2 separate regions of the Homo sapiens genome follow, and region 2 is linked to region 1. A link is an interaction called in ENCODE POLR2A ChIA-PET data of the cell type or tissue named here. Cell type or tissue: OCI-LY7. All regions are shown on one strand. Each heading gives the region's core, and the rest is flanking DNA. Links, peaks and the distances in the headings are about the cores only.

Region 1 (4,108 bases), core at 1,025-3,524:
GGGGTTTCACCATGTTGGCCAGGCTGGTCTCGAGCTCCTGGCCTCCCAAAGTGCTGGGATTACAGGCATGAGCCACCGAGTCTGGCCTCCTTTTGATTCTTTAGTAGCCAGATCAGCCTGGTCTCAGAGCTCTTCTGAGATTTCCCCCATCCTGAGCAAGACCCTTTCATTCTGGGTGTGATGTTTTATTTGTGTTCTGCCACCGCTAGGAACCTGGCTTTCCTCTCCTCATTTCTGTGTGTTCTCATCTGACTGCTTCAGTGTGGGCTCTGGGGCTGGGTCTGCTGATTTTGTATCTTTATTTCCTTCCTTGCATGTAAATGGACATTTGTAGCGTTCTCTTTGTGATGATGTTGACAGGCTTTTTGGGATGGTTTCATTTGCTTTTCTTGTTGATCTTTATGCCTTTTGGAGAATAAATGGAGAATTTCAGACTTAAGAAGTAGCCATTATCCTGTAGGAATCTGGAAAGGATGACTCTTTTAAAAATATATTACTTTTCTAACTGGCTGGTAGATAGACATGTAATTGAGTTCACATACTTATTTTGTATCCAACAGCTTCGATAAATGTTAAAATTAATACAACAGTTTATCTTTAGATTATTTTTGGAATTTTTAGGCAGACAATTACATCATCAGTGGATAAAGGCAGTTTTGTTTTTTCTTTTCCAATTCCTATGACTTTTGTTTCTTTTTCTTGCCTTACTGCCCTGGCCAGGATTTTTGGTACAATTGTGAATAGAAGTGTTGATAGCAGGAATCCTTGACTTTTATTTTTTATTTTTTGAGATGAAGTCTTGCTCTGTTGCCTAGGCTGAAGTGCAGTGGCACAATCTTGGCTCATTGTAACCTCCACCTCCTGGGTTCAAGCAATTCTCATGTCTCAGCCTCCCCGAGTAGCTGGGATTACAGAGATGCACCACCACGCCTGGCTAGTTTTTGTATTTTTAGTAGAGATGGGGTTTCACTATGTTGGCTAGGCTGGTCTTGAACTCCGGACATCAAGTGATCCACCTGCGTTGGCCTCCCGAAGTGGCTGGGTTTACAGGTCTGAGCCACCGTGACCCACCCTTAACTTATTATTATCAATCTTAGAGATAATGCCTTCAACATTTTGGTATTAAATATAATGGTTGCTGTAGATGCCCTTTATCTTATTTTCACATTAAAAAAATAATTTAATGGTGAATTAATACTAATTTTATGAAGCTTTTTCTATAAAAACTGAGAAAAATCATATAATTTTAATCTCAATTAGATAAACTGACAAAGAGAGATTCATATAGATTTTCCAATGCTAAACCACTCTAGCATTCTAGAGATAAACTCAGTTTGGGCCGGGTGCTGTGGCTCACGCCTGTAATCCCAGTACTTTGGCAGGCTGAGGGAGGAGGATCGCTTGAGGCCAGGAGTTTGAGACCAGTTTGGGTACCATAGTGAGACCCTGTCTCTACAAAAAATAAAAAAAATCAGCTGGGCATGGGAGCATGTGCCTGAAGTCGTAGCTACTCAGGAGGCTGAGGTGGGAGGATTACTTGAGCCCAGGAGTTCGAGACTCTAGTGAGTTATGATTCCAACACTGTATTCTAGCCTGAGCAACAGAGCAAGACCGTGTTTCTAAAACAAAACAAAACAAAAACCCCACAAAACAAACAAACAAACAAAAAATATGTTCTCTAACCATATTGCAATAAAATTAAAAACTAATAACAAATAACAAGTGGGTTGCTTAAAAAGGCCCATCCGAGGTGGCTCATGCCTATAATCCCAGCACTTTGGGAGACCAAGGCAGGCAGATTGCTTGAGTCCAGGAGTTCAAGACCAGCATGAGCAACATGGTGAGACCCTGTTTCTACGAAAAATGCAAAAATTTAGACAGGTGTGGTGGTACATGCCTGAAGTCCTAGCTACTTGGGAGGCTGAGGTGGGAGGATGGCTTGAGCCCAGGAGGTGGAGGCTGCGGTGAGCCGAGATTGTGCCACTGCACTTCAGCCTGGGCAACAGAGTGAGACTCTGTCTCAAAAAATAAAAAAAATTTTAAAAGCTCACTTATTTGGAAAATAAATAACCTGCTACTAAAGAATCATAAATTTTAAAAGGATTTAAAAATCATAAAAATACAAAATATGTAGAACTAGGCAATAATGAAAACACCGTCTTTTAAAATTGGTGGGAAGCCGCCAAAACAGTATTTAGAGAAAAATTCTTCACTCAAAATAAATTAGGCAACAAGAAAGGTTAAATCAAATGAACTCAAAGAATGATCTTAAAGAAGTCAATAAGGCCGGGCGCGGTGGCTCACACCTGTAATCCCAGCACTTTGGGAGGCTGAGGTGGGCAGATCATGAGGTCAGGAGATCGAGACCATCCTGGCTAACATGGTGAAACCCCATCTCTACTAAAAATACAAAAAATCAGCTGGGTGTGGTGGCGTGTGCCTGTAGTCCCAGCTACTCAGGAGGCTGAGGCAGGAGAATTGCTTCAACCCGGGAGGTGGAGGTTGCAGTGAGCCGAGATCACGCCACTGCTCTCCAGCCTGGGTGACAGAGCGAGACTCCGTCTCAAAAAAAAAAAAAAAAAAAAAGAAGTCCATAAAATGGAGAAAGCAGAAAAATAAAGATGAATCAAGCCCAAAGCTGGTCCTTTGAAAGATTAATAAGACAGAACCCTGGCAAAATGGATAAAGAAAACACAAAATAAGATGCATATAGGCAAAATAAAGAATTGAAATGCAGAAATGAATATAGGTGCATAACAAATTTTTATCTTAATGAGTACCATGAACAACAAACATTGAAAATTTGAAAACCTCATTGACAGTAAAAAGTTCCCAGTATTGCCCTTATATCCTGGCAAGAGGGGTCCCTGCTCTGGGCTTAATTTATTTCATTTCATTTTTCATTTTTGTTTTTTGAGACTGAGTCTTGCTCTGTCACCCAGGCTGCAGTACAATAGCATGATCTCAGCTCACTGCAACCTCTGCCTCCCTGGTTCAAGTGATTCTCCTGCCTCAGCCTCCTGAGTAGCTGCGATTACAGGCACCTGCCACCATGGCTAGCTAATTTTTTTGTATTTTTAGTAGAGATGGGGTTTCACCACATTGGCCAGGCTGGTCTTGAACTCCTGATCTCAAGTGATCTGCCCACCTTGGCTTCCCAAATTGCTGGGATTACAGGCGTGAGCCACTACGCCCAGCTCTGGGCCTATTTTAGAGGCTCAACTCTGACCCTCCTCTGGTTCTTCCCATCCCCAAATGGCTAGAGGTACCCAGAGACAAGAGGCTGTGCCCATTGGAGCCTGTTTTCCTACCACAAAACTGCGGGGCATGGGCTGTGAAATCCTCTAAGCAGCTCTAAGTTCATTTCCAGGGATCGAGGAGGCTCTTTCCTACACGCAGCCTGTCCTCCCAAAGTGGCCAAGGGGTGGCTGTTTATGGGCGTGTAGATGGAGTTTGGACGCGTAAGCTGTGTGTCTGTAAACACACTCAGGAGGTCCTTGAGGTGCAGGGCAGAGCTGGAGATGGGAAGAGAGTAGTCGTGCTGCAGGTCAAGGGCCAGCTCTCCACAGCCACCCACATTCCAGGGTGGACTTTAAGAAATCTGAGAATTCTAGGCTGGGCGTGGTGGCTCACGCCTGTAATCCCAGCACTTTGGGAGGCCGAGGTGGGTGGATCACGAGGTCAGGATTTCGAGACCAGCCTGACCAACATGGTGAAACCCCATCTCTACTAAAAATACAAAAATTAGCAGGACGTGATGGTGCGCACCTGTAATTCCAGCTACTTGGGAAGCTGGAGGCAGGAGAATTGCTTGAACCCGGGAGGTGGAGGTTGCAGTGAGCTGAGACCATGCCATTGCACTCCAGCCTGGGCGATAGAGCAAGACTCCGTCTCAAAAAAAAAAAAAAAAAAAAAATCTGAGAATTGTAAATTTGAACCTGGCCTTCCAGGTTGTTATAAAAGCATTTTTGTCAAGGTAGGAGGATAGAAGATATTTAACAGTTTATTCACATGACTTCAAACTTTTTCATATTTAGACATATTGTTCAGGGGTTTCATTTGTGTTCTTGTCTCAGGCCCTATAATGTTTGAGGTAGACCCGTTTCTT
Region 2 (4,108 bases), core at 520-3,019, 110 kb before region 1:
ACGCCTGTAATCCCAGAACTTTGGGAGGCCGAGGCAGGTGGATCACCTGAGGTCAGGAGTTCAAGACCTGGCCAACATGGTGAAACCCCATCTCTACTAAAAATACAAAAATTTGCCTGGTGTGGTGGCACACACCTGTAGTCACAGCTACTTGGGAGGCTGAAGCAGGAGAATCACTTGAACCCAGAAGGTGGAGGTTGCAGTGAGCCGAGATTGCACCACTGCACTCTAGCCTAGGCGACAGAATGAGACTCCATCTCAAAAAATATATATATAATATAAAATACACACACATGCTAATTTAATTCATTCCTTCAAATACACACATTTTGTAATTACAAGAATTCTCACATATCATTACCCAGAAGTACAGAATTTTCTCCTATAAACATCTTAGGAATTAGAAAACAATTTTTTTTCTCTTAGAGTTGATACTTGAATAAGTAATAGAGGAAGGTCCTTTTAAATCCTAAAAAATCCACACACAAGCACTAAATGCCTTAAATATTGCTCAATTCAGAAATGAATCTTAATTAAGTCAACATCTATATTCTTCCTATTTTACTACATGACTTCCAAGTAAGATGCCACAAGCGTCACTGGTATAAATTGCTCCGGAAAACCTGAAAACTTACAGAAAATCACAATCACATTATATTTAACAGGTGTTATAAAGACTGCCCAGTTTGTCCAAATAAACTAGTTTTAACTGCTGAGGACTGAGTATCAGTTCTCAGTTTCAGCACAATGCTTTTACTCAATTACCTAGATTAAATCATGCTTACTCAATGGTCTAGATTGGTACTTGCGTGTATTTTGTTTCCAAGTACTTGCATTCACTTTAGGGCAAGAAAAAACGGTATTACATTTGATCATGATCATCTACACCACACATGCTTTTCAAACTGAGGGCTGCAATTCATTATTGTGTAGATCATGAAACCAACTTAGTAAAAGGGAACTGGAACTTTTTAAAAAATCAAATAAAGAAAAAGAGCTCATAGAATGTAACAAGGTTAAGTATTACTCAGTGCATTTTTTTTTCCCAGTTATGTCTGTGTGGGTGCTGGGTTATCCCACAAAAAATATTTTACTAAAGAAATAATTCAAGAGGCACTGATTGACAGTACACAGTGACAAATTGCAAACAGCTAATATGGAAATGCGTGGGATGTCTGTGAACTTCACAGTTCTGGCTCCACAAGTCACTGGCAGTGTGAGCTTGGTCAGATTCCTTAACTTCTGCGCCTGTATTTCATCATCTGTACTAGAGATAATACTGTAGTACCTGTTGTATAAGGTGGCTATGAGGAATAAGTGAGTTACGAAAATAAAATGCTTAGCAGAGTCCTTGACACACGGTAAGCATTTGCTACTATTCATGTTAACACTACTATAAAGGGTTTCTAATATCTATGCAATTCCTAAGATAGTATTTAAATGTTAAACCACCCATGCTTATTTTTGAAGTCAAAATGAAGTAAATTAACGTTACCTGAAAACTCCACAATACCTTTGATAACTGATGACACCAGAGGTGGCACTTCTCTAAAATTCCCACCAAAATGTAACTTTCAGCACAGGGTGGAGGAATCCTTTGTATCGGGACAGACCTGGGGATCCAGCCTAAGCTGTGACAGAGTTAAATTTTCCTTGAAATATCACTCTATCTTAAAATTCACATGAATCTTTCATTCTACCATGAAATACATGTTTAACAGAATACTTTAAAACACCAGCTCCACAGGACTTCCTAGCTCTCTTGCTAGTGAATGAATGGGATGCTGTTGTATGAAACCCACTGACTTTGGAAAAGCCGCTACTGGAGAGCTTTCACTGCACATCAGCATCCAAAAAGTTTCTCTTCTGTCTTGGCACCACTGTATTTTCAGAACCCAGCTTAACACAAATACAAAGATACAAACAGCAAGCCATTCTGCCCTCCTTTTAGAGGGCCTGTGGAAGTGGTGCCCCAGGGAAACATCCTCAGGCCACTAAGCGTGGAAGGCCAGATGTGCACCTCCTGGCAGGTCTCTCCCTCTCCCAGTGAGGTGTGCACGTGAGGTCCACTTCCGTAAAGGATGCCCTTAGTCAACCACAAACGCTATTAACTCCCATTTAGATGAACAATCTCAATTCACAGTTCCCACAATCCTCTTCAACTAATTTCCAAATTTCCCTCATGTGTGGTGAACCGTTTGCCCTGCAGTTGATTGTGGGGCCTTGAATAAGTATCTGCTCAATAAGCAGATTTTGGAAGCTAGTGTATCACTAAGTGAACATGAATCTATTCATCAATAAGACACCCCTTTCTATTATTTTTCTTTCGACTAAGATAATTTAACCCTGAGTCGAAAACTCTGATCAGTAATTTTCCCTAGCTGAGCAAACTTTCAAATACACTTCCCGTTTCACTACAAACTGGTTCAAAAGGAGAAACGGCGCTACCGTGCTCTTTATTTGATTTAGGGCTTTTATGTTTTTTGTTTTAAAGACAATTTACCACTTTAACCGCTCTCCTGAAGGAACTGGGCACAGTTAAGCGACACCTCTTTCTGGTAAGATGCTCCTGACACATGTCCCCCGTGGTCCCTGAACCACTCAAGGCTCACAGTGAGTGATGTCACCCACCGCACCTGTGGTTCCACCTGTCAGATTTGCACCCCCATTCTCTGCACATATGTTCAATGCTGCATTTGCTAAAAAGCATCTTGCTGAAAATTTCCTTACTAGCTATTACAACATCAAGTACTAAGAACTTTTTAGTATTTTCCGAAATTATGGACACTGGGGAGAGAGTATGAGGAGAAACATATATGCACAGAAGTGTACATTTAAATCAGTCAAGAATAAATAATTTGGAAAAACAGTTTCTCAATGATTTGAGTATGTCTTCTGAGCTCACAAAAATCTGTAACTCGATGACAACATTCAATAAGAAGCAGGGTTCTTTTGGGAAGGGGACTTTTTAAATTTTGCTTCCCACTCTGTCTCAAAACAATCTGGCCATACCTATAATAAAGGAGAAAATGTGGGCTGGGCACGATGGCTCCTGCCTGTAATCTCAGTACTTTGGGAGGCCGAGGCGGGCAGATCACCTGAGGTCAGGAGTTCGAGACCAGCCTGACCAACATGGTGAAACCCGTCCCTACTAAAAACACACAAAAAAAATTAGCCGGGCATGGTGGTGGGCGCCTTTAATCCTAGCTACTTGGGAGGCTGACGCAGGAGAATTGCTTGAAAACCAACCAGAAGGCGGGGGTTGCAGTGAGCTGAGATCGTGCCATTGCACTCCAGCCTAGGAGACAACAGCGAAACCCCAACCAAAAAAAAAAAAGGAGAAAATGTGGTAAAACCTGTAGCATCAGCTTCACTTATGATTCCGAAACAGCAGTAAGCCTCTAGACATTTACATTTGCTCGTATTTTTTCTGAGACGGAGTCTCGCTCTGTCCGCCCAGGCTGGAATGTAGTGGCGTGATCTCGGCTCGCCACAACCTCCGCCTCCCGGGTTCAAGCGATTCTCCTGCCTCAGCCTCCTGAGTAGCTGGGATTACAGGCATGCACCACCATGCCTGGCTAATTTTGTATTTTTAGTAGAGACGGGGTTTCTACATGTTGGTCAGGCTGGTCTCGAACTCCTGACCTCAGGTGATCCGCTCGCCTTGGCCTCCCAAAGTGCTGGGATTACAGGCGTACCGCGCCCGGCCCACTGGTATTTTTTATAGTAATGCCCCTAGTCAAGATGCACCTTTCTTTGTAGTTACAAAATTTTCTAGTCAATTTCCCTCATGGTCTGTACAATTTGTATTTATTTGTCACCCTAAGAGTGGTGGGTTTTGGAGGTTATTGCTAAGGGGCAGAGACACAAAAGCATCAACAATAACTTAAACCCATATTTTACTTATTTATTTTTGACACAGGGTTTCACTCTGTCACTCAGGCTGGAGTGAAATGGTGCCACCTCGGCTCACTGCAACATCTCCCTCCCTCTAGGGCTCAAGCGATCCCCCCACCTCAGCCTCCCAAGTAGCTGGGACCACAGGTGTGGGCCACCACACCTGGCTAATCTTTTCATTTTTTGTACAGATGGGGTTTCACTACGTTGC

The links. Peaks named below come from ENCODE experiments on the same cell type or tissue, not always from the same donor. Only the 100,000 strongest peaks of a DNase experiment are listed, where the experiment ranks them.
Region 2: POLR2A ChIA-PET joins it to region 1 with 10 read pairs; 2 of 35 experiments call an interaction of 5 or more read pairs at or near these places.

What each region holds. Positions count from the first base shown.
Region 1 is chr7:148,599,278-148,603,385 of GRCh38, reverse strand. All of the region lies in intron 1 of C7orf33 (chromosome 7 open reading frame 33), which reads right to left. Among named protein-coding and RNA genes, the nearest start is that of C7orf33, 11 kb to the right of the region's middle. In OCI-LY7, for the core only: no CTCF peak of the experiment used is centred there; no DNase peak of the experiment used is centred there.
Region 2 is chr7:148,709,894-148,714,001 of GRCh38, reverse strand. All of the region lies in intron 1 of CUL1 (cullin 1), which reads right to left. Among named protein-coding and RNA genes, the nearest start is that of CUL1, 13 kb to the right of the region's middle. In OCI-LY7, for the core only: no CTCF peak of the experiment used is centred there; DNase peaks (open chromatin) are centred at 2,041 and 2,621; H3K4me3 peaks cover 1,311 bases; H3K27ac peaks cover 2,193 bases.